3 separate regions of the Homo sapiens genome follow, and all the other regions are linked to region 2. Evidence: read pairs that join two places in POLR2A ChIA-PET (ENCODE). Cell type or tissue: CD4-positive, alpha-beta T cell. All regions are shown on one strand. Each heading gives the region's core, and the rest is flanking DNA. Links, peaks and the distances in the headings are about the cores only.

Region 1 (10,590 bases), core at 681-8,680, 75 kb after region 2:
TATAAACCATGCCAGGCAATGACACATGAAAAATACCATAATATCCCATCTGAACACATGGTGGGCTGCCCATCCAATAATTAAACTGGCAACAAAGCATTCTGAAATTGGCTCACAAATTATTGTAGCAGGAAGCATGTTAATTCGTAGTTTGGTCCACCTGGAAAAACAAAAAGGATTTTCTTTAAAACAATATCCTGGCTACAAGACAAATCCTTTTTTTTTTCCCTCAAATAATCAATTTTTTTACCCTGTGATAGAAAGACCATTCTCTTTAAACTTTTTTTGTTTTGTTTTTTTTTTTTTACTTGAGACGGGGTTCTGCTCTGTCACCCAGGCTGGAGTGCAGTGGCACTCACTGTAGCTTCAATCTCCCAGGCTCAAGCGATCTTCCCACCTCATCCCACCAAGTAGCTGGGACCACAGGTGTACACGCCACCACACCTGGCTAATTTTTGCATTTTTTGTAGAGACAGGGTTTCACCATTTTGCCCAGGCTGGTCTCAAACTCCTGGGCTCAAGCAGTCCTCTCGCCTTGGCCTCCCAAAGCGCTGGGATTACAGGTGTGAGCCACCACACACAACCTAAAAATTTTTTTTAATGACTCTCTTTTCTATTTTTGTCTAGGATGTCAAAGAAAAATGTCTTTAAATTCATTTGTATGGCCTACGCTCTGATGAATACAGATAATAAAATTTAATCAGCACAGAAAGTTAGAAAATAAAGATCAGCATATTAAAAAATTCAGTCTCAACATTTCTCTAATGAGTGCTTTCAGTGTTATACAGCAAATAAAATACATTTAGACATTAAATTTATCTTAAACACAGACGTTAAACTCTATTTTCTGCAACTAAACAAAAATCTTCAACCTTTAGGTACATTCATTTAACTACATTAAACCTGTAAAAATTACCACCCCCCTCCCCACTTTCCTTTTAACGAAGTATAAAAAGAAAACAGTTGATTTACCTGATCATTCTGGATTGAAACTGAGAAATTGAATATGAGCCAGAGTTTTGCATTGCAACTTGAGTGGACATTGCAAACCTCCAACCTCTGAAAATTAAGATAATTAGAAAATAAGTTATGATGATGAACACATGCAAGCGTAACTGGTTATGCATTCAGTAATCATTATAAAGACCAGGCAACTGCCGGTATTCAGGGTGAGCCCAGCTTTCATGATTAGCACATGACTTAAGGTCTACCATACGTATGGATGTTTTAGCAATTATGCTGGCCCGTGACAGCACCATCTAAGAACTAGAAGAAACTGTACCCACCTTACTTTACAATTTAAGAAACTTAAAATGCAGTCATTTTGAAAAAAAATGGAGAGGGCTCCATATTTAATAGATTAGTCTCTGATGACTACTAACCAAACAACAAGACATGTAAACAGAAAGTGGCATTATGGATCTCATGGGAGACACTAGGAAACCATGAACCACATGAACACAATCATGACAGAATTTGTATTTAAAACACACTTCAGTTTTTAAAAAATTTAAAAGAATTCTCACACAAGGCAGTGATCTCCTTTAAAAACAAGTATTTTAGGCTGGATGCAGTGGCTCATGCCTGTAATCCCAGCACTTTGGGAGGCTGAGGCGGGCGGATCACGAGGTCAGGAGTTCAAGACTAGCCTGGCCAACATGGTGAAACCCCGCCTCTACTAACATACAAAAAAAAGTAGCTGAGTGTGGCGGCGGGTGCCTATAATCCCAGCTACTTGGGAGGCTGAGGCAGGAGAATCGTTTGAACCCAGGAGGCGGAGACTGCAGTGAGCCGAGATTGCGCCACTGCACTCCAGCCTGGATGTCAGGGCGAGACTGTCTCAAAAAAAAAAAAAAAAACCAAAACAAAACAAGTATTTTGTGATAGAGAAATGCTAAGTCAGTCATATGAATCTTTCAGTGGCTTCTTAGCAAAGTATCATATAATTCACTGACAAATTTCAAATTTTGAAATGATAGTCTTTAAATTTTCACCTACTAGTTTATGACTGCACTGATAGTTTTAATTCTTCTAAAACACAGAAATTTGTATCTATATAGTAAAAATTCTAAACACAGAGAAACTTACTTTTAATCGCTTTAAAACACATTAATTTGAAAAATGTAGAGGAATCAGAACATTTACCTTCTTCATTAGTACATATCTACAATTCTATAATTAGAATATGAATTACTCTATAAAATTATTGATCTGCTGGGTGTGGTGGCTCATACCTGTAATCCCAGCACTTTAGGAGGCCGAGGTGGGCAGATCACTTGAGTTCAGGAGTTCAAGACCAGCCTGGCCAACATGAAGAAACCCCATCTCTACTAAAAATACAAAAATTAGTGTGCATGGTGGTACATGCCTGTAGTCCCAGGTGCTCTGGTGGCTGAGGCATGAGAATCACCTGAACCCGGGAGGCAGAGGCTACAGTGAGCCAAGATCGCGCCACTGCACTCCAGCCTAGGTGACAGAGCAAGACTCTGTCTCAAAAACAAACAAAATAATAAAATTATTGACCTATTCTGTACTTACTAGCAAAAAAAATAAAATTAAATTAAAAAGCCCTAATCTATAGGTTGAACAAAAAGAATAAACCAACAGAAGTTAGGTAATAAAAATACTATGGCTTCATTTAGTTGTCTTACCGGTCAGCTATCGCTTTGGCCATAAAGTAATCTTCGGCAATGTACTGAGCAAAAGCTATAAGTCCTCCTGCTTGATCCAACACATCTTTTCTCATTAAACAAGACATTCCTGTCACACATTTGAAACCAGTTACATTGGCAGAGATATAGTATCTTGGATGTGAAGTTCCAAAATATACCTGCCCAAAAAACCACAAACGTGTATGATTAGAATTTCATGTTAAAAGCATGGTGTTCACGAACTGTTTTTCCCAATGGTTTTTTTATAAGTATGATTGAGTGAATATCTTATTATTCTTACGTAGACTACCTGAATAAAAAGTGGTAGACAATATTGCTTTCATAGAGCAAGCACAGTTAGTAAGCTAAAAATGCATCCAAATAAAACTTAATTTAGATACAAAATAAGGTAAAAATATCACTCATTGATATATAAAATATTAACAAATATTCAATGTATCTTGTTTTTAGGGTGTTCATGTAAATATACACACACATCTACTTTACTGGGATCAATATACATATTTGTATGTTACGTATATGTGTGTATATATACATGCATGCATACACACACCACCCATAGGTATATCAACCTTCGGGACAATCCTATTTTTTTGGGGGGTGGGGGGTGGGGAGGGGACACAATCCTATTTCTTAATTCCTTTTCTTGCATCCTTTTGTAGCTAGCTGCTCCCTCTCCCTTAGTCACTAAGATTCTTCCCAATTTCTCCATTTTTTTCAATGTATTTTTCATAACGGGGATACTAAAATTCTCTCATCCGCTACTGCCATTTCTCTGCATATACTCTGAAGTCATAAGATATATACGCTGATAAATCAATGGTAGAAAAGGACTGTTATTACCCTACTTAGTAGACATAAAATCCTATTTATTATTTACACCTCAGATATGTTGCCTTTTCTAATTAGCCTGAAATAAAGAGTAGTCATCTTTCTTAGGAGTTACACACACAGTGCAGAGCAAGAGAATTCTAAGGGGCAATTATGATTATGATTCTTGCTACCTACCCTGAACCCAGACTCCAGTGAAGCCCTAGTGTTTGTGGGACTGAACTGAACCTGACTTCTAAGAACAGAGGCACATATCTTAATTCCTTAGTAGTTATTGAGGTCTTAGGAATGAGATGTTAGTCACTGAGCTGAATGTGCTCTTTACAGTTGAGAATGATTAATTCTAAGTATGGCAGAGTGACTTCCAGAGATTAAACCTACACTAAGGCAATGGGTGTATTCTGGGAGATGTTTATTGACATACACATCACAGAGATGTTATTGACATCTGTATCAATTTGGATATTTCTAAGACAAAAATACAATTTGGTATACTAGAACACATTGTATTTTATTTTAAAGTGGCTACTCAGTTTCTTTTTCTAAACAAAAATTCTGGTATTTAAGACTAACAATTTCTTGCAGTAGGACAAATATATTTACAGCCAATATTAAGAAAGAGCTCATGGTTCAAACTGCCAAAGGCCAGATGCAAGTTCCCACAATGTACCTTTACCCCTTCAGATATGTGGCAATCATAAGACTGCAATTCAAAAGAATATAAATGCAGATATGCTTAAGAGCAAGTTGACATATTTAAAGACTGAAATCACATATCTGTCCTTATAACATTACAACAAATTTTTCCTCCCAAATGTTTAACAGTACAGGAATGATTAACTCAAGCATAGGACACACATACGATGGCCTATGATACAGCCAATAAAAATTACTTTTATGAAAAGCTATTAATGATATGGGAAAAGCTTACAAAGTCACAAAAATAAGATACAGATTATTTTTAGAATACTATCTCAACAATGTTTTCTAAAGGGCCCAGAAGGGGGTGGTGGGGGAAATAAAGACTCCAAAGTGTCCAAATGATACAATGTTTATTTTTAAAACCAGAAACTTCCTGCCGGGCGTGGTGGCTCACGCCTGTAATCCCAGCACTTTGGGAGGCAGAGGAGGGTGGATCACGAGGTCAGGAGATCGAGACCATCCTGGCTAACACGGTGAAAACCTGTCTCTATCAAAAATACAAAAAATTAGCCAGGCATGGTGGCGGGCACCTGTAGTCCCAGCTACTCAGGAGGCTGAGGCAGGAGAATGGCGTGAACCCGGGAGGCGGAGCTTGCAGTGAGCCGAGATCGCGCCACTGCACTCCAGCCTGGGCGACAGAGCGAGACTCCATCTAAAAAAAAAACAAAACAAAAAAAACAAAAAAACCCCATAAACTTCCTGTAATTGTTAGGGTTCTAGGTTGTTGGTTTTTGTTTTTTTGCATCTTATACTTTTCCATTATTTATAGTTTCCTATGGATGTTACTATTTCTAAGTTGGAGAAAAAATAAAATGAAAACATAAGTTTCTCAGGTAATTATTAGAAATATGTTTTAAAAGGACATCAAATAGGTTTTATAAGGACTTGTATGAATACATTTTCTTTTGTGTATATTTGAAATACTTTGTGGTATTTTAAAAAGGTTCTTTTGAGGGCTGGGCGCAGTGGCTCATGCCCGTAATCCCAGCACTTTGGGAGGCTGAGGCAGGCAGATCACTTGAGGTCAGGAGTTTGAGGCCGGCCTGGCCAACACGGTGAAACCCCATTTCTACTAAAAATACAAAAGTTAGCCAGGTGTGGTAGCACACCTGAAATCCCAGCTACTTGGGAGGCTGAGGCAGAAGAATCGTTTGAACCTGGGAAGTGGAGGTTGCAGTGAGCCGAGATCGTGCCACTGCACTCCAGCCTGGGCAACAGAGCAAGGCTCTGTCGCAAAAAAAAAAAAAAAAAAAAAAAAAAAAAGGCTGGGGGGAGGGGGCCAGCGGTTCTTTTCAGATCGAATGTTTGAAAGAACAATATAAAGAACTGAACTCTAGAACAGGAAGTGAATACTACAAGGCAAGAGGTTAGACTGTGTTCAGCTGGCAATAAGACCGCAGGCATTTCCTGCGCACAGCTGTTCACTGCCAGGGTACAGTCAGGGTCCCAAGAATTTCCTCACTAATGAAAACAGCTGCTCTCAACTCAGGGCTTCTAGAACACAGCAGGTTCCCAAATGGACTTAATACAGTTAACTTGAGATACCTAATTCCAGCTCCCATAGTCTCAAGCTTCTGGGAAATGAGGGGTCTGATACTATGAACATGATTTATAACCACCATACTCACCTGCTCTAAGGTGGCAGCAAAGCCCTGTCTGTCTGCTACGTAAGGCAGCCCGTGAACCAAGCCTACTTTTTCTGTCATTTGATTCACCATGTCAGTAAGCGTATCTGGAATTACTACAATTTAAAAAAAAGGCAGAGAGGGGGAGAAAAGAAAATTTGTTTTTAGTAGAATGCCCATTAATATAAAATATATTTTGTGAATTGTTATTACATTCTTAATAAAATACATTATTTTAAACATATGGATCTAATAAAATGAATCTCAACCACCTTTCTGAGGAGAATACAAAATTTCAAAAGGGCCTAATTCTCGAAAGCTAATTTATACATTTTTTAGCCCAGTATATACCTACTATGTACCAGAGGCAGAATATACTTTGAAAAAGTTACCCCCTGTTGGAACTTCTAATTTGGAATAAGGACAATCTGTCCTAGTGGAAAAGGCTCAGGAGCAGAGGCTAAAGGACCTCAGTTCTCGTGCTGGCTTCTCTACTCTCCAACCATAGGAAATGAGACTATTTTCTCTGTGAGTATCAGATTTCCACACAGGAATGGAACGTGATTATATTGAACAGAGATCTGTACACTGAAAAACATATGATAGTAAATAATTTAAGATAGCAAATATGAAGAATGAACATCATCTCTGACCAGCTGATAGATCTGTAATGGTCTTGATTAACTCATAGGAGTGCAACATTTATGTTCATTTTCTAATTTGCATTTTAAGCTAATAAAAAATTTAAATTATTGCCCAATCTTTAGCAAACATCTCATATCATTTTTACATGACCTTATTTTTCATTTCCTCCAAGTCTTTAAGAACTAAATCTACCGTATAAAGAAAAGTTGTATTTGGACCTTAAATACTCATTCTAGGTCAGTGCTTCTCAACTGGGGGCAATTCTGCCCCACAGGGGACATCCGGCAACATCTGAAGATATTTTTGCTTTTACTACTGAGAAGGGGGTACTACTGGCATCTCATGGTAGAGACCAGGCATGCTGCTAAACATCCTACAAGACAGCTCCCACAACAAAGCCTAAAATGTGAACAGTATTGGGGTTGAGAAGCTTAAGGCAATTAGAATATAAGAAAATATTATAGAACACTGAAACTATTATGAGTGTTCGAAAATGCAAGTTATAATTTCAGTATATGAAAGGCTTCTTGCTAAAATCATTTAAGTAAAAAGTCATGTGTATAGTCCGATAAGTGTATGTGTTTTAGTAAAATATGCACCTATTAATTTCTGTCCCTTTGTGAGACGGTGTATTACGCAAGCCGAAACACATTAAAGATAAGTGTCAGGCAAACAAGGGAAAAGTTACACCCATGGGAAAGCTTGCAGATTATATAATGAACCACAACCATTTTTAATTTAATGGTTGAAATTTTCTCTTCAAAATGAAAACATTTTAATACATGTAACATTCTAGTTTAGGATTAAAAAAATCAAAATCTTAGTAAGCATAACTGGACATATTACCATGAAATGATGATGAAATAAATTACTCTTTTAGGCAAATAAAAAGAACTCATGAATGTATCTGAGATTGCTTTTAGCATTTTATCTTCAAATTAATAGTTTTATAAAATAAATAAGAAAAAAACCTCACCTCTTATTCCACTATCACAAATCCATATAAGATCATACTTTGCAACTTCATATCCTGGCATTAAATTATTAATTTTAGGATTAATGCCAACTTTTTTGCCACCTAAAAATGTAAAGGTACAGTAGTAAAAGATTTATGCAACATTAAAAATATTTTATAGTATAAAGATACATGATAGAAATGAGAATACTTGCATATTTAATAATTAAACATACTTTCATATTATTTAACATTCTCTATTATTCATAATAATATATTTAGGAAAAAACTGTCCATTCTCAAAAGGAAAACTGTATCATTTATCTTTGAAAATTCACTGTTTCACTTTTTCTAATTCTTAAGTCCTTGCCTTAGTAGTTAAGTATGAGTCAATATTTAATGGCAATTGTACAACATGGCAACTATAGGTAACAACAATGTATGGTATACTTGAAAATGACTAAGAGTAGATTTCTCACCACAAATAAAGTATAAGTACATGAGAAAGTATATAACAACATGTTGTTTACTTGAAAACTGCTAAGAGAGATTTCCCACCATGAATAAATATGTGTGGTAATGCATATGTTAATTAACTTAATTTAGCTATTCCACAATGTGTACATATATATATATTTCAAAACATCGTGCTGTACACCAAAAATATATACAAATTTTATTTGTCAATTTAAAAAATAATCCTAAGGGAAAAAGCTACAGGCGTTATTTTGAAGCTATAATTAAAACAGTATAAATTCATAAATACAGTAAGATTATATTTAATAAAGGTTTATTAAATGTAAACACACATGGCCAGGCACCATGGGCTCACGCCTGTAATCCCAGCACTTTGGGAGGTCGAGGGGGGTGGATCACCTGAGGTCAGGACTTCGAGACCAGTATGACATGGCGAAACCCCATCTCTATTAAAAATACAAAAAAATTAGCTGAGCGTGGTGGTGCCTGACTGTAATCCCAGCTACTGGGGAGGCTATAATCCCAGCACTTTGGGAGGCCGAGGCAGGTGGATCACCTGAGGTCAGCAGTTCGAGACCAGCCTGACGTGGTGAAACCCTGTCTCTGCTAAAAATACAAAAAAATTAGCTGGGCGTGGTGATGCACGCCTGTGATCCCAGCTGCTCAGGAGGCTGAAGCAGGAGAATTGCTTGAACCCAGGTGGAAGGGGTTGCACTGAGCTGAAATTGTGCCATTGCACTCCAGCCCGGGTGATAAGAGCAAAAAATTCGTATCAAAGAAAAAAAAAACCAAAAAAACCCCATAAATATATGACAGTAAATAATTTAAGATAGCACATGTGAAGAATGAGCATCTCTGACCATGAGCTGATAGATTTGTAATGGTCCTGATTAATTCGTAGGCATGCTACACTTATATTAATTTTCAAATTTGCATTTTAAGCTAATAAAAAATTTAAATCATTGCCCGATCTTCAAATAGCAAAGATCTGATATCATTTTATACGACTTACTGGTTTTTTAGAGAGACCACATCAGCTCTATGTTAAAAAAAAAAAAACACTAATGGCAAACACACCTCTACAAGTCTTTCAAATAAGCCTGTAGGCTTTTGGAAAAATACCCTTCTTGTAATGTAATAAAAGTGAATTCTATCATTCACTCCAATTATAGTCAGTAAGATACAGAAAAGGCCACACATTTAAAATATTGAAGAAACAAAAAATAACAGACCCTCATGTCTGATTAATGGGAAAAATATTATTTTGTGTGTGATTTTGTTCATCTCAGATATGAAAAAAAAAAACCTTTGTTTTTATAACTTTTCTCAAAAGGACGTAAACACCTCTCAGTACTCCAACAAACATGTTTAAAACAAACATGGCTAACACCTTAATCTTCAGTTCAATGCAGAGATTACTGATACTTAATACTATCAATGGAAAATGGTTACTACAGAATTTGTTACTTACCTATAAACAATCTAGCATCAACATTTGGATATTTTCCAAGAAGCTTCTTACATACATCAATGGCTGGATCATCATGATCTTGTACACAAAGGAGCACTTCATACTAGTCAAAAAGCATTGTATGTAAATTAAATTCTTTAAAAAAATAAGCACTTACTAGCATGTATTGATTGAACAAAAAGCACAGGAAAAAACAAGCAACTGTATTATGCAAAGTTTTAAAAGAGAGCATTCACAATGGATGCAAACACTTATGATAACAAGTGTTGCTTTAATGGAGTGAAGCTTCTAATTAGGAGCCTATCTGCAAGCAGAATAAATAAGGAAGAGACTGGCAGTGCCCACAACTGCAGTCTTGCCATTCCCAGATAGGAATCTCCTAGTTAATCTCCATTAACTGGATCTCAAGCTTGTCCATGGCCATCACTACTGAAGATTTACTAACTGCTCACAGGGTGCCTAGCAGAGTAAAAAGTGACATCAAAAGGAAGCAAAATAAACACAACCTCTCTCTAGAAGCTTTGTCTCTATACTTAATATTATTTCATGAAGGTGCAACAAATTTCATATAAAATCCCATTATAATAAATTTAAAGGGCCCTTCCAAATTCATCACATGAAAAGGACAAAGTAAGATTACCCTTTTTTGTTTCATAACTTTTTGAAACAAAACAGAATTTGATTTGAATGGACATTTACGATCTTGAAATGCATGCTTAGCCTTGTAACTATGAAAATACCTACAACTTTATTTTGCCCAGTGCTATGTTTAGATTTTTAACAGTAAATTAAGAAAGGCATTTCTTAACACTTGCCCAGCTGTGACAAAATTACCCTGGGGCTGGGCACGGTGGCTCATGCCTGTAATCCCAGCACTTTGGGAGGTCAAGGTGGGAAGACTGCTAGAGCCTAGGTGCTCGAGAGGAGCCTGGGCAAAAAGGCGAGGCCCTGTCTCTACAAAAAATTTTTAAAATTAGCTGGGCATGGTGAGGCATGCCTGTGGTCCCAGCTACTTGGGAGGCTGAGGTGGGAGGATTGCTTGAGCCCAGGAGGTTGAGGCTGCAGTGAGCCGAAGACTGCGCCACTACATTTCAGCCTGGGAAACAGAGTGAGACCCTGCCTCAAAAAAAAAAAAAAAAAAAAAAAAAATCACCCTGGGGCATTTATTTTAAAAAGAGAATTGGACCCTATTTTAGACTTTTGAGTCAGAAT
Region 2 (10,590 bases), core at 1,548-9,547:
GCTTGTTTGGTTTGTTTGTTTTTTTAGACAGGGGTTTGCTCTGTCACCTAGGCTGGAGTGCAGTGGCATGATCATGGCTCACTACAGCCTTGACCTTCCAGGCTCAAGTGATCTTCCCATTTCAGCCTCCCAAGCAGCTGGGACTATAGGTGAGCACCACCATGCCCAGCCAATTTTAAAAAAATCATTTTTCATAGAGATGAGGTCTTGTTATATTGCCCAGGCTGGTCTTGAACTTTTGAGCACAAGTGATCCTCCCATCTTGGCCTATCAAAGTGCTAGGATTACAGGCATGAGCCACTGTGCTTGGCCAGCTTCTTCCCTTAAACCTCATGAACAAATCTCTGCTTGTTTCAAGCTTTTCTTCTGAAGCTTCCTCACCTCTCTTAGCCTCATAGAACTGAAGAGTCTTAGGCCCTTGTTCTGGATTAGCCTGTGGCTTAAGGGAATGTTGTGGCTGGTTTGATCTTCTATACAGACCGTTTGAACTTTCTCTATATCAGCAATAAGGCTGTTTTGCTTTCTTATCATTCGTGTGTTCACTGAGTAGCACTTTTAATTTCTTTCAAGAACTTTTCCTTTGCATTCACAACTTGGTTGTCTGGCGCATGAGGCTTAGCTATGAGCCTTTTTTGGTTTTTGACATGCCTTCCTCACTAAGCTTAATCATTTCTAGTGTTTATTTAAAGGGAGAAATGTGTGACTCTCCCCTTGACTTGAACACTTACAGACGGATGTGGGGTTATTAATTGATTTAATTTCAGTATCGTTGTGTCTCAGGGGATCCCTATTCCCTATGAAGGCCAAGGAGAGTGAGAGAGACAGAGAAATGGCCAGTTGGTGGGGCAGTCAGTACACACACATTTATCAAGTATGTTTACCATCTTATATGGGCATGGTTTGTGGCACCCCAAAACAGTTACAATAGCAACGTCAAAGATCACAGATCATAAATCACTGTAACAGACATAATAATGGAAAAGTTTGAAATATTTCAAAATTATCAAAATGTGACACTGAGACATGAAGTGAGCACATGCCATTGGAAAACTGGCACCGATAGCCTGCTGGACTCAGGGTTGCCACAAGACTTCAATTTGTAAAAAACACAATATCTGTAAAGTACACTCAAGCAAAGCACAATAGAATGAGATACACTTATACATTTCTTGTGAGTTTCTGAGTTCAGGGACTGAATCTCAGGTAGGTGAGCCATACTGGACAAGAATCAGCACGACCCGGGTTCGAACTCTGGTTCTTCCACTGGCTGTATGACCACTGCCGATCATTAACATTTTCAAGCCTTCATTTCCTCATCTGCAAAATTCCAGCAACAACCCCTATGCCTCCAGAAGTGTGAGAATTAAATGAGATAGTGCCTGAAAGTGCATTTTAGGACCACCTCTGTCTCCTTTGCGGTCCAACGCAGGAGGCATACAAAATTGCTGACGCTCCTGTCTGTGGCTACCACACTGCGGGCAAGATAAGGCCTAGCTTTGGAAAAAACACTTTGCACCACGCATTTTCCCCTTCTTTGGAGGGTTGTAACTAGTCCTGAGAATTAATACCATTCTCTCACCCTCCCACTGTGCCTCTAACAAACACAGCATAATCTCATGATCATAGCTGTGATGGGAATACCCAAGAGAACAGCGGGGGGAGAGTCTGAATGGGATCAGATGTCAGAGTGGGGGGCGGCCTGGAGAGGCCCCAAGGCCAGGAAGAGGAGCAGAGCTGACCGATGCTTCCACTGATGCTGCAAGCTGATGCACACTCGGAGCCCCCAACCCTTTTGGAGTACACTGGTATCTGCCACCCAGCCACCAGTGCCATGGCTGATAATGTGACTTTGCGTGAGATGTGACAGTTGCCTCTCTGCTCCTGCTTGGCCCTGGCTTTTGTGTAATCTCATTGGAAAGAGAGCCGATTATCCTTGAGAGGCCAAACAAATCTCAGGATGTACATCCTGCAGAGACAGGCTAATTTCACAACCCTCCAAGTTTATTTATTTTTTTTAAAAAAAGGAGATATTATTTGTACTTCTTCCCGTGAAATGTGCTCTGTGCAGTTACTTTGATTACCTCCTTCAACCACTTAGCTGCTTCACCTCTCTGAACCAGCTCCTTCGGAGGGATGTCGCCTCCATCGGATGGGGCAGGATCAGAGGCTGGGAGTCAGAAATCTTGTTTTCTGGCTTTGCCCTAATCCTGCTTTTATACTCTTTTCTGTTCCTTTTCCACAATGAAAGACTGAAATAGAGGCATTGTCCACCTCTAAGATTGCTGTGAGGAAGTCCCTGGGGAGGTACGTTGACAGGAGCCAGGCTGACCTTGTACCAATTCCTCGTCTAAGACACTTACAGGAAGTCGTTCTGGCGTGAGAAGAGGCTACTTTGGGGAAGAGGCTGAGTTCACCCTGGAGCCCCAGCCTGCACCTTGCACTGCCATTTTCTTCTCCATCGCAGTCTCTGCCAAGAGTCTCCGCCAAGAGTCTCCCTGCTTCCAGGCATGTTTGACAGACTGTGTGCCGGTGGAATCATCCCGTGAGGCCTTCATGGCTGGGGCAGGTCCCCCTTTAAAGGATCTTTGTAGTGGATCCATCCTCAGCGTTCTGAGGCACAATAGGTGGTTATCCTCCCTCCTGCACCTGCAATCTCTCCTCCAAGAGAGCATTTTTATCAACATGAAAACATGCTCTCTGCTTCCAGGTCCAAAAACAAACACATAAAAACCCAGAATAGGCTGAGTGCAGTGGCTCATGCCTGTAATCCCAGCACTTTGGGAAGCTGAGGCGGGAGAATTGCTTGAGCCCAGGAGTTAAAGACCACCCTGGGCAACTTGGCGAAACCCCGTCTCTACAGAAATACAAAAACATTAGCTGTGTGTGGTGGTGCGTGCCTGGGGTCCCAGCTACTCGGGAGGCTGAGGTGAGAGGATCACTTGATCCTGGAGAGGTTGAAGCTGCAGTGAGCTATGATTGTGCCCCTGCACTCCAGCCTGGGCAACAGAGTGAGACCCTTTCTAAAAACGACATAAAACGAAAAAAAACTCAAATAACCCGCCTTAGAGCCCATGTTCCTCTTTTTTTTTTTTTTTTTTTTTTTTTTTGAGACAGAGTCTCACTCATCACCCAGGCTGGAGTGCAGTGGCGTGATCTCTGCTCACTGCAACCTCTGCCCCCCAGGTTCAAGCGATTCTCCTGTCTCAGCCTCCAGAGTAGCTGGGATTACAGCTGCCCACCATCACCCTAGCTAATTTTTGTATTTTTAGTAGAGACAGGGTTTCACCATGTTGGCCAGGCTGGTCTCGAACTCCTGACCTCAGGTGATCCGCCTGCCTTGGCCCCTGAAAGTGCTGGGATTACAGGTGTGAGCCACCATGCCCAGTGAATGCTCCTCTTTGGATGCGACTCATTTTCTCTATTCTCCTTTTCAGCCAAACTTCTTGAGAGTGTCAGTTACCCTGACTGCCTCCACCCCACCCACTCTGCCTCCTATTCCACCTGCAACCCATAGCAGTGTGGTTTCTAGCTGAGGCTTCTTGCCATCAAAACTTCTCTCCTGAAGCTTGCTTTCTTGCAGTTCTCACCTTATTTGATCACTGTTGATTCCTCTCTTGTTTTTTTCAGTCTGCTTTCCTTTGGGCCCCATGACATCTCACAATCCTGGGTTTTTCTCTTACTTCTCTGGCCACTTTTTCTTAGTCTCTAATTCCTTGGCTTTATATGCCATCAGAGAGCACACTTCTTACAACAGAATGGCTCTTCGCAGTGTGGGAGCAGTTGGCTCTGATGTGTAAGGCCAGGTTGGGTCAGGATAAGCCCAGGGAAGAGGAAAACTGGGTTTTCAGCCCATGGGAATCACTGAAGAAGCAGCTCAACCAACCCTCTTTTCTCATCTGAGAAAGCCACTCATTGGGGGCTGTCGAAGGGGGATAGACTGTGACGGGGTCTGTGAACTGGGGATCCTTGATTGGCCCAGGGCCCCCCCAAGTGGGGATCTCTCAGTCAGATGGGTTAGCTTTGGCTCTCAAAATACATTATTTGCCCAGGAGTGGTGGTGCATACCTGTAGTCTCAGCTACTCGAAAGGCTGAGGCAGGAGGATTGCTTGAGCCCAGGAATTTCTGGGCTATCGTGTACTACGAGTGCACCCATGGACCACTGCACTGCAGCCTGGGCAACATAGTAAGACCTCACCTCTTAAAAAAATGATCTGAATGATTCCATTTATGTGAAATATCGAGAATAGGCAAATCATAGAGATAGAAAGCAAATCAGTGGTTTCCAAGTTCTGGAAGAGAGAGTGGGAAATGACTGCTTAATGGGTATGAAGTTTCCTTTCAAGGTAATGAAGATTTCTGCAATGAAATAGTAGTGATGGTTATACAGCATTGTGAATGTACCAGGTGTTAACTAATGTCTAAAAAAAAAAATCATGACCAGGTGTGGTGGCTCATATCTGTAATCCCAGCACTTTGGGCGGCTGAGGTGGGTGGATCTCCTGATGTCAGGGGTTTGAAACGAGCCTGGTCAATATGGCAAAACCCCGTCTCTACTAAAACTACAAAATTAGCTGGGCGTGGTGGTGCATGCCTGTAATCCCAGCTATTTGGGAGGCTGAGGCAGGTGAATGGCTTGAACCTGGGAGGTGGAGGTTGCAGTGAGCCAAAATTGCGCCATTGCACTCCAGCCTGGGCAAAAAGATTGAAACTCCGTCTCAAAAAAAAAAAAAAAAAAATCATCTGGGGTTTACCCCTGAAGAGGAACCACCACTGCTGAATTAAGTCACCTAGACCAGCGATGCACTCAAGGTCAACCATGATGAGGAGATAAGGAACTCTAACCTGGAAATGACTCTTCCCACCAAAACAATTGGAAACCACACTTTCCCATAATACAGAATGTGCTATTCCATAAGATAGCCGTAAGAGGACTTCTAAATTATATTAATTAACAGTGAACTGTGTGGTGTGACCATAGAATACACGCTTACAGTTGCTTTTTGTTTTTGTTTTTGAGACATAATCTCGCTCTGTTGCCCAGGCTGGAGTGCAGTGGTGCAATCCTGGCTCACTGCAACCTCAGCTTCTTAGGTTCAAGCGATTCTCCTGCCTCAGCCTCCTGAGTAGCTGGGATTACAAGCATGCGTCACCACGTCCAGCTAATTTTTGTATTTTTAGTAGAGATATGGTTTCACCATGTGGGCCAGGCTGGTCTGGAACTCCTGACCTCACGTGATCCACTTGCCTCAGCCTCCCAAAGTGCTAGGATTACAGGCGTGAGTCACCACGCCCGGCCAGTTGTTTTATAAACTATTTTTTCTTTCAAACTGGTATTTATGTGACTATGATGAGGTCAGATTTAACGTTTTGGTGGAGCGTTCTGATAGCCTGAACTGAGGCTGAGGAAGAAAGCTAATTTGAAATATCTAAGGCCTTGAACTGTCAGGACTCTGTAACCTTTTGGAGAAGTCTAGAATTACCCTTGACAAGTGAGGTGAGTGAACACTGCACTGTGCGAGTCCTTAACAGATGTTGTCTCATTGTATTTCTCACAGCAACCCTATGAGGGGACACAGGACAGCTGGGATCTGAACTAAGTATTTATGAGTCTGTGAGCCTACGTGAGTCCATCAACCAGAACTGGCCAGGAGAAGAAGCTGCTGGTGCCCTAGGGGTTCTGCTTGTGGATGCGAGCGCATTCATGATGGCATTTATCTTACTGGGCCTCCAGTCTGGTGTGGCTGCAGGAGACGTGAGCTACATGCTCAGCCTGTCTGGAACCTTGACGTTTTTCTGTCTCGCGGATGAACAAAACTTCTAGAGTTTGCTTACTTGTCAATTTCCCCCTCACTTCATTTCCTGACTTGTAAACAGGCAGGATGAGAGCAGGTGACTGGCACTTATGATAACCCAAGAGCTCTGCTGTGCTCAGCATATCCTGTTATTATAGGCCTCCAGTCTGCTTTGATATCTACCGTCCAATTTTCCCTCCTTTTCCCGGAACTGTAGTTAGGGGAGGGATTGGATTTATGGGGATAAAAATTTAAATTTTCCAGCCTGGGCAACATGATGAAACCTCATCTGTACAAAAAATACAAAAATTAGCTGGGTGTGGTGGAGCATGCCTGTAGTCCCAGCTACTTGGGAGGCTGAGGTATGACGATTTCTTGAGCCTGGGAGGCCGAGGCTGCAGTTAAGCCATGATCATGCTACTACATTCCAGCCTGGGCAATAGAGTGAGACTCTGTCTCAGAAAAGAATTCAACTTTTCACTGTGGGAGTCAGTGTGGTGTAATTCATGAGTCTTGGAACTGGCACTGGATTTAAATTCTAGTTTTAACAGGAAACTGAATTTCCCATCCTTACCTGGACGGAAAAATATTGAACTCAGGCCAGGCATGGTAGCTCACACCTGTAATCCCAGCGCTTTTGGAGGCTGAGGTGGGTGGATCACCTAAGGTCAGGAGTTCAAGACCAGCCTAGTCAGCATGGTGAAACCAAGTCTCTACTAAAACTACAAAAATTCGCCGGGCGTGGTGGTGTGGGCTTGTAGTCCTAGCTACTTGGGAGGCTGAGGCAGGAGAATCCCTTGAACCAGGGAGGCAGAGGTTGCAGTGAGCCGAGATCATGCCACTGCACTCCAGCCTGGGTGACAAAGCGAGACTCCGTCTCAAAAAAAAAAATATATATATATGTATACACACACACACACACACACACACACACACACACGCATATATCTCAGAGTAATTCATGAGGCCTAAATAAAATAATTGGAAAAGACTCAATATATGATGGTGCTCATGGTGAACAGGATGGGATAAATGTAGTAACTTATTAAGAATATGGGGTTCAGTCTGGGCGCGGTGGCTCATGCCTGTAATCTCAGCACTTTGGGAGGCCGAGGCAGGCGGATCACTTGAGGTCAGGGGTTTGAGACCAGCCTGGCCAACAAGATGAAACCCCATCTCTAGTAAAAATACAAAAATGAGCTGGGCGTGGTGGCGGGCGCCTGTAATCCCAGCTACTTGGGAGGCTGAGGCAGACAATCGCTTGAACCTGGAAGGTGGAGGTTGCAGTGAGCTAAGATCATGCCACTGCCCTCCAGCCTGGGTGACAGAGCAAGACTCTGGATCAAAAAAAAAAAAAGTGGGGTTCAGGTGGAAATAGGGGGAGGCAGGGCCCTGCTTCTTCCTCCTTGAGTGAAGCAGGACGGTTTCAGGACTCCGCCTTTCTTCTTCTCTCTTCCAGAGTTCGCTCCTGGCCCAGCACCTTCAACCCAGCCCCTTACTTTATAGGCTTTGCCCCTTCTCCTGCACCAAGGCCGAGGGTTGGCATGGCTTGCTGTAAGTGTGTGGGGCCTAAAATTGGGAAAAATAATAAAATATGTGGTTTGTTCTTGGTGCAACTAATGTACTGAATTTAGTCCTTTCTCTCCTTAGGGTAAGCTTTCCCTCGAAGTACCCTGATCTCTCCTTTCCATAGTCCCCTCCACACACACACACCCATTCCCAACCCTCAGCTTCCAGAAAGTGTGTGAATCAGGCCAGCTCCCTCCAGCGGTAGCCTCAGTCCCACCACAGCATGCTCTCAGTTGCTCAAGAAATGACCAGTGGAGCGGGTATCAGTAGAGAGAGTCAACAGATAATTCCTTGCTTCACTTATTAACCAGAATAAAGAAATCAGCTTGGTACTTGGATTACAGTATTTCTCAATTTCCTTCTATATTTCCTTCTGTATCAGCCATTTGAATGATACCACCCAGAATAATAGGCCAAGTGAAATGGCTCATGCCTGTAATCCCAGCACTTTGGGAGGCCAAGGTGGGTGGATTCCCTGAGGTCGGGAGATCGAGACCGGCCTGGACAGCATGGCAAAACCTCATCTTTACTATAAATACAAAAATTAGCCCGGCGTGGTAGTGCACGCCTGTAATCCCTGCTACTGGGGAGGCTGAGGTATGAGAATTGCTTGAACCCGGGAGGCAGAGGTTGCAATGAGCCGAGATCGTGTCACTGCACTGCAGCCTGGGCAACAGAGTGAGATTGTCTCAAAAAAAAAAGAAGAAGAATATCAGCTAGCATATATTAAACATACACTGTGTTTTTAGAACTGTTCTAGGATATTTAGGGTGTTAACTGTATTAACTCAATTAGCAACAACTCCGTGAATTTGAGACAATTATTTCTCTATCTTACAAATAAAGAAACAGAGGCACCGAAAGGTCAAATCACTCATTCAAGGTCATACAACTGGTTAGTGGTAAACCGAGAATCAAACCCAGGGTGTTTAACTCTACCTCCTGGGCTTTTAACATTGCATTAGGGCAGAATAGAGTATAGGAAAAGACTTTCAGTCAAGTGTTAGGGTCTGAATTTTGGGTCATAACTCAAAGGTCAATAGCTACTGGGATGTAATCAACATATTGTTATTTGCATATATCTATAATCAGAGCTTGTGAGTCATGCTATACATTAGTGAGGCCAACTTTGGAAAATATAATTTGCTCCAACATATTTGAAGATGTTACAAAAATTAGGACCTTTATATAAGATTTTAAAATATGTTCTACCAATAAAAAGAGAGTAAAATTTACTCACAAAATTTCCTTCTTATCTGGGTTCCACTTATACCTTCCAAGCATCACCTATCTCGAGCAGGTGGCTCCAAAGCCATAGTTCTCATATACAGAGAAATTAAAAAGACCATATAAGTAATTTCTGCTTTCAAACTTACATACTCTCTACATTAAAAAATGTATTTCAATCCCTTACCTGATACTTAAAAACTTAGAGAAGGGGAAAATTAGCTTCAATCTTAAGATTTAGAGAGGCCAAACCTTTCTGGGTATCCCATCTTCGGGTGGGTAGCAGTAATGAGGGAGCATGACTGTATACTTGTCCCCGTACACTCCCAGCATCTGCTGGGTCGGGCCTGTGCTCTCTGAATATTTGGTAACATGGCAGCTCCTATCTTCCAGCTACTGCCCTCTGAAAGCCTGCCAAGAGCATTCCTGGTGACATCTTGTGCAACCTACAAACTCTTCTTATAGCACAGGCTCTGCTATGACATGGACCAGAGCAAAGGTAGACACTGCAAAATTATTTCTTCCCAGTGAGGCAAGTATGATTGAGCACATATCCTTGCTCTGTTTACTGGAGAAACAGACTGATCAACTGGCATGAAATATTGAAACATGAAACTTACACTACCATTAGAAAAAAATCAGTCCTAACTGCAAAGATCGTGAAAATGAATTTGAAAGCATAGTGCAGCACGGTTGAAAGAGGAATATAATAATATCAGTCGATTATTTAGCACCTTGCACAATGTATTTTAGTTAATTTTCACAATGAGCCCTACAAACTGGATATTACTATTATCCCCATTTTTATGGATTGGGAAACTGAAGCTTTGAGGGTTGAGGTAACTTGTTCACAGTTACACAGCTGGTAAGTGGTAGAACTGGAATTCAAATCCAAACAGTCTGACTCTGATAGTTACCTTCCTAATGCTAAGCAATGCTTCTGGGCCCTCCAAGCCTACTGTTACTGCTCTGAAGCCTGCTTGAGTTAATGATGTCACCACTCACTGGTCCCCAAACTCAGTAGTCATCTTGACTAGTCTTCATTCCTCTCACATCCATTTAATGTGTTTGTTGAGGCTCTGCCACGTGCCAGGTAGTATGGGTACAATGGCAAATAAGACAGTAAAAATTCCTGCCCAAGTTAAGGCAATGAGAGTCTTCTCTGGGGTTGTACAATTTGTATTTATTTATTGAGACAGAGTCTCGCTCTGTTGCCCAGGCTGGAGTGCAGTGGCGTGATCTCAGCTCACTGCAACCTCTGCCTCTCGGGTTCAAGCAATTCTCCTGCCTCAGCCTCCCAAGCAGCTGGGATTACAGGCGCCCACCACCACCCCTGGCTAATTTTTGTGTTTTTAGTAGAGACAGGGTTTCACCATGTTGGCCAGGCTGGTTTTGAAATCCTGACCTCAAGTTATCTGCCCACCTTGGCCTCCCAAAGTGCTGGGATTACAGTGTAAAGAGCCACTGCACCCTGCTGGGGTTGTACAATTTGGAATCAGATAGGGGAAATATCAGTCTCCTTCTGGTAATGAAACAGGGAGATGCAAGACCAGGCAACCTCTTGCCGTCATGTTTCCTGTCATGTGGAGAAATTCAGAGGAAAGTAAGCCTGACATTAAGAGAAAGTTGGAAGTGAGAGATGCAGAGAGGAGCCTGGCAGCAGTGTCCAAGATGCTGTTTCCAGCTGTCCCCAGACCAGTGCACCCTGCTCTTGCTGCATTTCTGTTAACGTTTTAATAATTTCCACTTTCTGCCTAATGGTTAGAGTTGTGTTTCTGTCACTTGCAGCCAAATCATCCTTGAATGATACAGACAAAGCAAACAGGCACCCACTATCCCACCCTCAGAGATCACCCATCTTCACATCGTGGTGTATATTCTCCCAGTAGCATCGCTTAAAGCACCTGTCCGGGTCCGTCATCCTGATCATGGCCCCAATTCACAGAGAGTGACCTCCAGGTGCCATGTGAATACACTTATTCCTACTCATGTGGCCATAGTT
Region 3 (10,590 bases), core at 1,816-9,815, 64 kb after region 2:
GGGAGGGGGTGCTGCTGCTGGCATTTAAGATGATTCTGATTCATGCTACAGTCTGACAACCTACAAAGCTGCATGGAAGAAAACTCTCTTCCACATGGCCTGGAGAGACCTAAGCATCCACGTGCTCACTGCTCTCAGTGCTCAGAGAAGAGAACACCTGGGAAATTGTCTTTGAATTATATAGAACAAGTTGTCCACTAAATGAATAACATCTGGAAGCATTCCAACCTGGTAAAGCCCCTTGAGTGTTGCCTATGATGTGGGTGCATCTGATTCCAGGTCATATGTGCAATGCTCTGCTGCAGACACTTTAGCTTTCAGATTTTGTGGAATATTGTTACAGGAACACAGGTCTATGCAATGAGGTCTTGTAGCTGCTTCCTAAGCTTTGCACATCAATCCATCAGCTCTAACATTCTGGACAATATTATTGCTGGCTACAATAGTACTATTTATAATAGTTCAAATGAATCAGATTGATTTTCTCCTTGAACACTAGAATATTTACTCTGAATCATCAAGGGCAAAAGGTCAATTCCCCTCAAAAAGATCATGCAACCCTCTCTATCAGAGGATAAACAATTCTTCAAGTATTGAGGAAAGAAAAATGACTTTGGGCCAGGCATGGTGGCTCACACCTATAATCCCAGCACTTTGGGAGGCCGAGGAGGGAGACCTCACTTGAGGTCAGGAGTTCGAGACCAGCCTCGGTAATATGGTGAAACCCCATCTCTACTAAAAACACAAAAATTAGCTGGGCATGGTGGCAGGAGCCTGTAATCCCAGCTATTTGGGAGGCTGAGGCAGTAGAATCACTTGAACCCGGGAGGTGGAGGTTGCAGTGAGCCACGATTGCACTATTGCACTCCAGCCTGGGTGACAGAGCGAGACTCCATCTCAAAAAAAAAAAAGAAAAGAAAAAAAAAAGAAAAGTGACTTTGTCCATTGGGTAGCCAAGCTTTCATTTTGCTCAGTGACGGAGTCTAGTACTTAAGATCCATATCATAGCAACACAAAACTTCTATTGAGGATGTAGCTTTTCATATGCATCATTCCCTTCACTTCTCACATTGGTGTCCACTGAGGCGTAGAGACACGGTACAGGATACAAATGGTGATGCTGGAAAGTGAACCTAAGTCTGTCTGTACAATCTACACACCTCACCACTGTGTGATCAGCTATAGGCTTAATACTAGTGAGACAGGGATGCTTACCTGTATTTGTTCATTAATTTGTTCAATAAAAAGGACTTTGTGTAAGGTTCTACATGTGGTGCTTGGGACACAAAGTCAAGTAATTTATGAACCCTCCCTGCCCTTGCCATTTCCAATCTAATGACAAACACAAAGAACTAAAGGGGCAATTAAAATAATTAGTGTAAGTGCTAGAGCAGAAGAAGGGTGAGGCTGGGGAGGCACAGACACAGGGTACATAACCATGTGAGTGTCAGTCAGAAAAGCCCTCCTGGGGGAGTTGGCTTCTGAGTCGAGTCCCAAGGGCCGAGCAGGGCTTAATTAGAGGAATTGGGGGACCCAGGTGAAAGCAACATGCACCAAGGTCCAGCGCGGGAAAGGCCAGGCATCAGGAACCTGGAGGAAGTTTACTTTGAGGAGGATTTATATGAACAGGTTAGGAAAAGAGTTGAGAGACAAGCAGGAGGGGTTGGCTGGGGCCTAACCTAAAATGGCCTCTCTGCTGTGAGAAAAGCTTGGGCTTTATCCTGATGGCAACATCAAGCCATTACAGTGTTTTAAGAGGAGGAGTAACAGGCTCAGCTTTTCTTCACAGGGGGAAGCTGCTGATAGACATGGGAGGGATGAACTTGCCTGCAGCTCTGTTCTTAGATGACAGAGGCCCAAGTTCAACTGGCACGGAGGCTGCAAACCTCCTGCTCAACAGCATATATGACCAGAAAAAGAAAACATCTGAAGAGAATTATGAACATGCTATATGCGTCTCTAAAGTATAAATGACTAAAACTGACTTTACAAACACAGAACTGAATATTATCAATGAAATAAATTGAAAATATTATCAAAATGCCAGGCCCATAAAGTTTTATGGATACATTCTTTTAAACTTTTTTTTTTTTTTTTTTTGGAGACAGTGTCTCACTCTGTTGCCCAGGCTGGAGTGCAATGGTGTGATCTCTGCTCACTGAAACCTCTGCCTCCTGGGCTCAAGCAATTCTCCTGCCTCAGCCTTCTGAGTAGCTGGGATTACAGGCACTCAACACCATGCCCACTAATTTTTGTATTTTTAGTAGAGACAGGGTTTCACCATGTTGGCCAGGCTGGTTTTGAACTCTTGACCTCAAATGAACTGCCTGCCTCGGTCTCCCAAAGTGCTGGGATTACAGGCATGAGCCACTGCGCCCAGCCTCTTTCAAACTTTTAAGGAACAGATAATTCCTAGCTAAGTAATTTTTTTCTGGAGCATAGGAATAAAAATAGCCCAACTGACTTTGCACGGTTAGCATATTCTAACTCTGAAGACTAGGAAATATATTATAAAATAATAACAAATGAAGTTCAGGAATGTATCTAAAAAACAGTACCCAAAGGCCAAGTCAGCTTTATTTCACAAATGCAGATATATACAGACTCTGAAAATATTGTTACTTCAAAGCTGAAAATGGTTTTATTTGAAAAGAGGGAGGGAAAGCAAATTTGGGAAGACTAATCTTTGATCTGGACAACTTCCATGGGCCATTTAGTTGCACAAATGCTAATCGATTATTTCCATGCCTACTCTATCTTACCTTGAGGAAACACCTTCCTAAATGCAAAGGTTCTAGAAGAGGGAAGGGCTCAGCTTGGCAATATAAAAGCTATTTTATATTGCTAAAAGGAAAAGATGTGGAACAGGCAATAAGAAAACATTTGGATCCTCATTTAAATAAGATTAAAGCCTGTAATCCCAGCACTTTGGGAGGCCAAGGCAGGCGGATCACCTGAGGTCTGGAGTTCAAGAACAGCCTGGCCAACATGGTGAAACCCCAACTCCTCTAAAAATAAAAAAATTAGACGGGCATGGTGGTGGGTGCCTGTAATCCCAGCTACTTGGGAGACTGAGGCAGGAGAATCACTTGAACCTGGGAGGTGGAGGTTGCAGTCAGCCGAGATCGCACCACTGCACTCCACATTGGGCAACAGAGCGAGACTCGGTCTCTAAATAAATAAATAAATATAAATAAATAAATAAATAAATAAATAAGATTAAGAAGTGGAAGAAAATCCAATGAATAAATGATAAAAATCATACATACAAAAATACTCGATCTTACCAGCCATTAAAAAGCCATATATTTAAAGAATGATGTACATTTTCATCTGTCAAATTTAGAAAGATTTAGAAAATAGCTATTCTGACTCCTAACAAGGATGACAAGTAATGAGAAACGCACACACCTTCTCTGGAAAGCACTTCAGCAGTATGTGCCAGAATGTGGGAAGGAAATAATACATTGAGAGTGATATTTATTTTTCCTTTGCAAACATTCTTATCACCCCAAAAGAAACCCTGTTAGTAATGACCACTGTTAGTAGCCATGCCTCATTCCTCCCATCCCCTAGCCCATGGCAACCACTAATCTACTTCCTGTCTCTATGGATTTGCCTGGTCTAGACATTTCATACAAACGCAATCATACACTATGAGGCCTTTTGTATCCAACTTCTTTCACTTAACATTTCCAAGGTTCGTCCATGTTGTGGCATGCACCAATACTTCATTTCTTTTTCTTTTTTCTTTTCTTTTTTTTTTTTTTGAGACAAGAGTCTCACTCTGTTGCCCAGGCTGGAGTGCAGTGGTGTGATCTCGGCTCACTGCAACCTCCACCTCCTCCTGGGTTCAAGCGATTCTCGTGCCTCAGCCTCCTGAGTAGCTGGGATCACAGGCGCGTGGCACTACATCCATCTAATTTTTGTGTTTTTAGTAGAGACAGGGTTTTACCATGTTGGCCAGGCTGGTCTCAAACTCCTGACCTCAAGTGATCTGCCCGCCTAGGCCTCCCAAAGTGTTGGGATTACATGCGTGAGCCACTGGGTCCGGCTGTTCCTTTGTTTTTTAGGGATAAATAATATCCCATTGTCTGTATATGATCAAGTTTTGTCTGTACATTCATCAGTTGATGGACATTTGGGTTGTTTCCACCTTTTGGCTATTATGAATAATGCTGCTATGAACATTCAAGTTTTTATGTGGACGTTTTGTTTCCAGTTCTCTTGAGTATCTACCTAGAAGGGCTTTTGTTCATTTCTTATGTTTCAGGTTTATAGTAAATATGTACTATTTTTATGATCCAAAACCAATGTGTAACTTAAAGAAAATAAAACACAACAAGAATCAATGGGCTTGTAGGATGTTGATAAGATAGACTTGACAGGGTCACCTCTTGATTCCTTCCAAAAACTGCTAGCTTCTCAAAGTTTAAGGAAAAAAACAGGCCGGGCGCAGGGGCTTAGGCCTGTAATCCCAGCACTTTGGGAGGCCGAGGAGGGCGGATCACAAGATCACGAGTTCGAGACCAGCCTGACCAACATGGTGATCCCCGTCTCTACTAAAAATACAAAAATTAGCCAAGCGTGGTGATGTGCACCTGTAATCCCAGCTACTCAGGAGGCTGAGGCAGGAGAATCGCTTGAACCCGGTAGGCGGAGGTTGCAGTGAGCCAAGATCACATCACTGCACTCCAGCCTGGGCGACAGAGGCAGGTTCTGTCTCAAAAAACAAAAAGCAAACAAAAACAACAACAAAAACCCAAAACCAGAACTAGAAGATTCTAGAAGGGGAAAATAAAATTTTAGTATTTTACTCATGTGTAGAGAAATCTTTTGTTTTAGTAGGGTGAGGGTGGGGGGGTTGGGAGCATGAAATAGCAAACACCTTACTAACACAATGAGAGGGTGGAAAGGTATTAAATGACATATGTGCCAGAATTAATGTTTTGATTCTGGCTTGACTGTCAACAATAGACCTTTCCCGAGTGACTATTACATGAATGCACTGGAGGGAAGGGTACAAAGAGAAAAAAGCACAAAAAAGGACTACTAAGATATGCAAAGTCCAGGCCCCTGAAAACTGGAAATGACCTGCAGACACGTAAGTGAAATGCCTGACAAAATGAAAGGGACAAAATGTGGGCACACACAACTCTGGAAAGGTCCTGAATTGAATGTGAGTTGAGGTTTAAAGGAGAGTATGTTGACCAGGTGCGGTGGTTCACGCCTGTAATCCCAGCACTTTGGGAGGCCGAGGCAAGCGAATCACTTGAGGACAGGAGTTTGAGACCAGCCTGGCTAACATGGTGAAACCCCTTAAAAATACAAAAATTAGCTGGATGTAGTGGTGCACGCCTGTAATCCCAGCTACTCAGGAGTCGGAGGCACAAGAATCGCTTGAACACAGGAGGTGGAGGCTGCAGTGAGCAGAGATTGCGCCACTGCACTCCAGGTGGGTGACAGAGTGACACTCTGTCTCAAAAAACAATAAAACAAAAAAACCAACAATAAAGAAGGAGAGTATCCCCATAGACAGGGAAAGTGAGGATGAAGGGAGAGAAACTTTCAGGGCAAGGAAACAGCATGGGAGCAAGGAAGCTCTGGTTCCACACGGAAAAGGGTCGGCTGGTGAGAGTGAGCCATTGGGTTGGGGGTGGAGAGCTCAGGCTGGAGAGATGGTGATGTGAAATGAGAATAGAAAATTAAGGACCACCTTTTCCTGGGCTTGGAGTAAGGCTGAGGAACATGGGGTCAGAGGAAGAAGCTGAAGTCAGAAGTCAAGCTCCAAGTCAATGTAGAGACAAAGCAGGAAGTAAAACAAGCAATATAACCAAAAATAAGCGAATCAGAACAAAATGAAAAAGGGCAGACTGTGGGCAGGGCTAGGGTGCCCACAGCTGCTTCCGGGATGCCGATTATGCTGTTGGGAGACAGTCTAGGATAAAGTCAGGAGACTGGAAGATGGGGATGGACAATTCCCCTTCATCGTCTCTTAATGACCCAACTTCTTAGGACATTTCTCACAAATTCAAGTCAGGCTTAGTTTTTTGGCTTAGTATTACTGGGACCTTGGGTGGAAATGCATCGTTGTTGCAGTTTCCAAATATCTGTGCCCATCGCTTTCATGTCTTTTTCACACGCAGCCAAACCTAAAGCATCTGACTTCTGCTTCTTCCACTCTGATGAACTGGCTTCCTGGGAGCTGCCTTTCTTAAACTGTTTCCTTGGCATCAGAGTCATATGGGTGCTCTCAGGGTCAGGAGCAATTTCTGTCTTTGAAAGTCCCACCCCTTTGTCTCTCACTGTAGAAAATATATCACTGTGTAAAACAAGAAAAATCGTTCATAAAGAAGCTGTATTACTCCCACGCAGACACTTCATCTATCAACGTCTGAGACAATTCACTATGGCGGAGACCCACGCTGGCAACTCTACAGGGAGTTTCCTGCCCCAGAGTTCACCAGCCTCTTCTCATCCTTTACGGTCAACGGCCCCTCCCGTGACCACTTCCTTCTTGAAATCTCTCTTTCCAAGGCTACTGTGGCACTCCTTTTACTATTTCTTTCTTCTTTGGGAGGAAAAAGGCACTAACTGTCCCTATGCTCATGTACATGACCTCATCGAATCATCTCTACCACCTCAGGTGCTTTAGTATCTCCATTCTACATGGTTAAGAAAGCTTGGCTCAGAAAGATGAAGGAAGCTTCCTAAAGTCCCATAGCTACCAAAAAGCCCATTTGGACCCCAGGTTTGGCAGCCTCTTTTCCTAGATGTTTTTCTTCCATTGTCTCTCTAAATGGCACTTTGACTTTAGTTATAGTCACTGTCTCAGCCATCACCTCTAGGGAAATTACTCCCAAGTCACCACTTCTAACCCATTCCTTTCCCCTGCTCCAGAGCTGCACAATAAATAGTCTGCTGGATTTCTCCAGCATGTTCCTTAGGCTGGCCTGGTGTCCGTCAGTCATGAGGGGAAATGATAGAGGTTTCACATCTGGTGACAAGGGTTGGGAAACAAAGGTGGCATGACCGCAATGGGGTGTGCAGGCAGCAGAGGAGGGGTGCAGATACTCTCAGTCCTGTAGAAGAATAAATGATATCCCTAAATTGCTTAAATTAGATAATTACAAGTCCATGCTATTAGCATGGATGTCTTAATGATGATTAGTCTAAACAGCACAACCACATGAAACCATTCCAGACACCCACAGTCTCTGCCAATTTCTCTCGGAACTGAGGAGGGGCCATGTGAAAGGCTTAGCACATTTTGGTTCTTAGGAAACTAGCTGCTTAGGGATCTCTTAAAGATATGTATTTTTGTTTTTAGAAAATACTAGGATAGTGATTTTAAACTTTTTTCTAGGTATCAATATTTTTAAAGCAAATTACCCAACTAAACACATATCCTTGCAGCTCTGCAGAGACAGGTACTCACCATTTTGCGGTTTGCTTTCTTTTCACCGAAATGAACTTGATATGGTCGTAAACTATAACTTGAAATGAATAAATAAATAACTCAAGCACTAGATCCTGATAAACTTCAGAAGGAAAGGTCTGAACTATTTCCATTCTCATGAACACAGTCTTGTGGTATGCATCAATCTTATCAATCATGTATGTAAAGCATTTCACTTTAAATGAGCTTTATAGTAATTTACATTCTTGTTCTACAGGTTTGAATCTGGTTCTCTAGAACAATTTTTGAGTTAGGATACAGATGGTTATTAAAACTGTGATATTTTTCCCCCTTAAGGTCTAGGTAAATTTTCAAGCCAGTGTAAGCATAAATTTAAATGTGGTCCAGCGGAGAAATATACCACACTGGGACCAGATAGAGGGGCTACTCCCAGCTCTGCCACCAGCACCATGCCTACCTAACCCTATGATCACAGCTCTCACCGTGGGTGTCTCAGCTTCTTCATTCTAAAATAAGGGTGAGGGATCCTCAAGATCCACCTAGCTATGAAATTCTAAGACATACTCAACTTTGTGTTGATCATTTCTTAAACTGTAGGGTTAGAAGTACACAAATGAGAAGGAATGTTTGTTTACTGGGCCAGATCCCTTTTAGACTGTGTCTTACGGCTCCGATAACAGAATACCATAGACTGGGTGGGTTATAAACAACAAAACTTTCTCAGTTTTGGAGGCTGGAATGTTTAAGATCAAGGCCCTGGCAGATTTAGTGGCTAGTAAAAGCTGACTTTCTGGTTCATAGCTGGTCACCTTTTTGCCGTATCCTCACATGGCGGAAGAGGCAAGAAAGCTCTCTGGGGTTTCCTTTATAAGCATCAATCCCATCCTGACGGCTCTGATCACCTACCAAAGGCCTCACCTTGAAAGACCCTCCTCACATTGGGCATTAGGTTTCAACACAGGAACTACGGAGAGACAAAAATATCAGCTGAGAGCGGATTCTTTCTACCCCGGATTTGTTCTCCAGTTAAGAACATTCTTTTCTCATGGGATGGTGGTAAAACAGGCCTGTAAAGGCTTCCAGCTTGGGAGGGACCTGGCCTTGGAAAGTATGTAAGGTGCATCTCCCATCTGGGTCTCAAGTAATAATGCCACTCCATTCCTTCCTTTGGATTTACATTTTCTAGCCATTAGAGTGGTAAGATCTAAAAGGCTGAGTTCAAGCTGTGAGCCCGGGGGGAGAGGGGCCCAAAGGACCACTGGCTCTTTTCTAAAGGTCATTACGAGCCAGTCATTCTCACAGTAGAATCACGGGTAGAAGAGCTCAGGCCTCACCCAAAATAATTACACCAAAATCTATGTGGGCAGGGCCCAGGGTGTGTGTGTGTGTTGTGTACAGGGCCCAGGGTGTGTGTGTGTGTTGTGTACAGGGCCCAGGGTGTGTGTTGTGTATTTTTTTTTTTTTTTACAAGTTCTCCAGGTGATTTTAACAGGCAACCAATGTAGAAAAGCCATACTTAAGTCACAGGACTGCCTATGTCCTTATTTATTTTACCTATGGCTCAGGTAAAAGGAAGATTTCAAAAGGAATACTTGACAGAACTCTTCTAATAATTCTGATGTGAATGGTGGAACATGCTACTTATAAAAATACAGAAGAACAAAAAATACACTATTGCTAACGTTTTGATTGTATTCAAATTTTTATTTTTTGAACAAAAATTTAAGACAATGATTTTAAATAATAAAACATGGTATATATTCTAGACACTGGTTTTTTTTAAAGATTTATTAAATTTAGACTCCTATAGTTCTGTTGTGATGCTTTCTTCAACATTTATATTATTTCTTACCATTTTATCATCACTCCAAGCTTGCTAAACAAAGAATCTCTCTGTTAAGTGAAGTTTTACATTAAGGAAATACTCCACTAGCACACTGAACAAACCTACAGAACTGTCCTAGTTTATATTTACAAAACACAAGAAGTCTGTCCAGCCATTTTGGTTTTGTTGTTACACTGTCCATACTGAGATCAGCAGAGAGCTAAGTAATACACAAGATTACGCTTCGGCAGTGCAAAGGATGGCATCAACCAAACTTCATTAAACAGACCAACAAGTACAAACATGGTGAGCAAAGTTCAACTCAGGTAATAGTGATTAAAAACAAAACATGTAGTGGGTCACAACCAGACTGGTTTTCACTGTGCAACTTTCCTCAGGGAATAATACCCATTCACAGAAAGAAAGGAATATGCATCCAAGCCTTTGTTCATAAAGAAAATGCCCTTCAAACAAATTCATCATAAGGCTAAAAAAAAAAAAAAAGAAAGAAAAAAGGATGAAGCAGTTTGGCCCAGAGAAAAGCTTAAATATAATGTGTATACATACTTATAGATATGTTGCCATTTAAACCATGGATATAGACATTTGACAATTAAATGAATTGGCTCAGTAAAGTGAAAAAGTGTTTTCTATAAATATGTAGTTATTGCTGATATGCTACACATTATGCTTTGACATGGAGACTGTAGTAACTCAGAATTTAAAGCTGCCATATTGCCAGTGTTAGCCCTGCAGTAGGCATTCCTGTGGACAACATGCCATCCAATCCTGAAGAAAAAGCAAAACACCACTACTTAACAAAGAAAAGGCTTATGCACTGTCCCTTACATTTTTGTTTTTTTTTTTTAAAAAAACAAAACAAAACAGAATCAAGTCCAGTTCACCACAAGTTAAGCACAACCTGGCGAGCAAGTTTAGCGGCATGATGGGGAGAAAACAGTGAGGTACAGCATGCATTTACAACCAGCGCTGATCTAGTCTATTTTGTCATATAAACTTGAATACAAAAATCCAATTTAAATAAGACTAGACTTACTATAATAGTAAACAAACAAAAACAAAAAACAAAAAAAAAAAACACACACAGTAGACTTAGTTTGATACTGATTAATTTTAAGAGTAAACTCATCCTGTCCCCTCTTAATACTCTACTGCAATTTATTGATGGCTAGAATATTTACTGACTTAAAAAAGGTATTAAATACTTGTATCATGAAATTACATTCTTATTAACAATAAGACATACTGTGTAAGAAAATAGCTCATGTGTGAAATGTGTCTGAAATGCATTTTTTCCTTACAACTATCAAAACATCCACTCACA

What was found. Peaks named below come from ENCODE experiments on the same cell type or tissue, not always from the same donor. Only the 100,000 strongest peaks of a DNase experiment are listed, where the experiment ranks them.
Region 1: POLR2A ChIA-PET joins it to region 2 with 16 read pairs; 12 of 35 experiments call an interaction of 5 or more read pairs at or near these places.
Region 3: POLR2A ChIA-PET joins it to region 2 with 26 read pairs; 12 of 35 experiments call an interaction of 5 or more read pairs at or near these places.

Annotation. Positions count from the first base shown.
Region 1 is chr9:111,921,740-111,932,329 of GRCh38, reverse strand. It overlaps UGCG (UDP-glucose ceramide glucosyltransferase), which reads right to left. Exons shown (of 9, transcript NM_003358.3): 3 at 9,379-9,481; 4 at 7,452-7,553; 5 at 5,834-5,946; 6 at 2,652-2,830; 7 at 973-1,059; 8 at 1-160. It overlaps MIR4668 (microRNA 4668), which reads right to left and starts at 230; the gene lies at 161-230. RefSeq lists a silencer at 5,533-5,692. In CD4-positive, alpha-beta T cell, for the core only: no CTCF peak of the experiment used is centred there; a DNase peak (open chromatin) is centred at 5,589.
Region 2 is chr9:111,997,929-112,008,518 of GRCh38, reverse strand. No RefSeq gene overlaps it. Among named protein-coding and RNA genes, the nearest start is that of LINC02977, 37 kb to the left of the region's middle. In CD4-positive, alpha-beta T cell, for the core only: no CTCF peak of the experiment used is centred there; a DNase peak (open chromatin) is centred at 5,838; H3K27ac peaks cover 1,008 bases.
Region 3 is chr9:111,933,883-111,944,472 of GRCh38, reverse strand. UGCG (UDP-glucose ceramide glucosyltransferase) reads right to left here. Exons shown (of 9, transcript NM_003358.3): 9 at 9,104-10,590. LOC124902250 (a long non-coding RNA gene) reads left to right here. Exons shown (of 2, transcript XR_007061735.1): 2 at 1-1,267. Among named protein-coding and RNA genes, the nearest start is that of MIR4668, 7.1 kb to the right of the region's middle. RefSeq lists an enhancer at 6,279-6,588. In CD4-positive, alpha-beta T cell, for the core only: no CTCF peak of the experiment used is centred there; a DNase peak (open chromatin) is centred at 6,442; H3K4me3 peaks cover 937 bases; H3K27ac peaks cover 1,024 bases.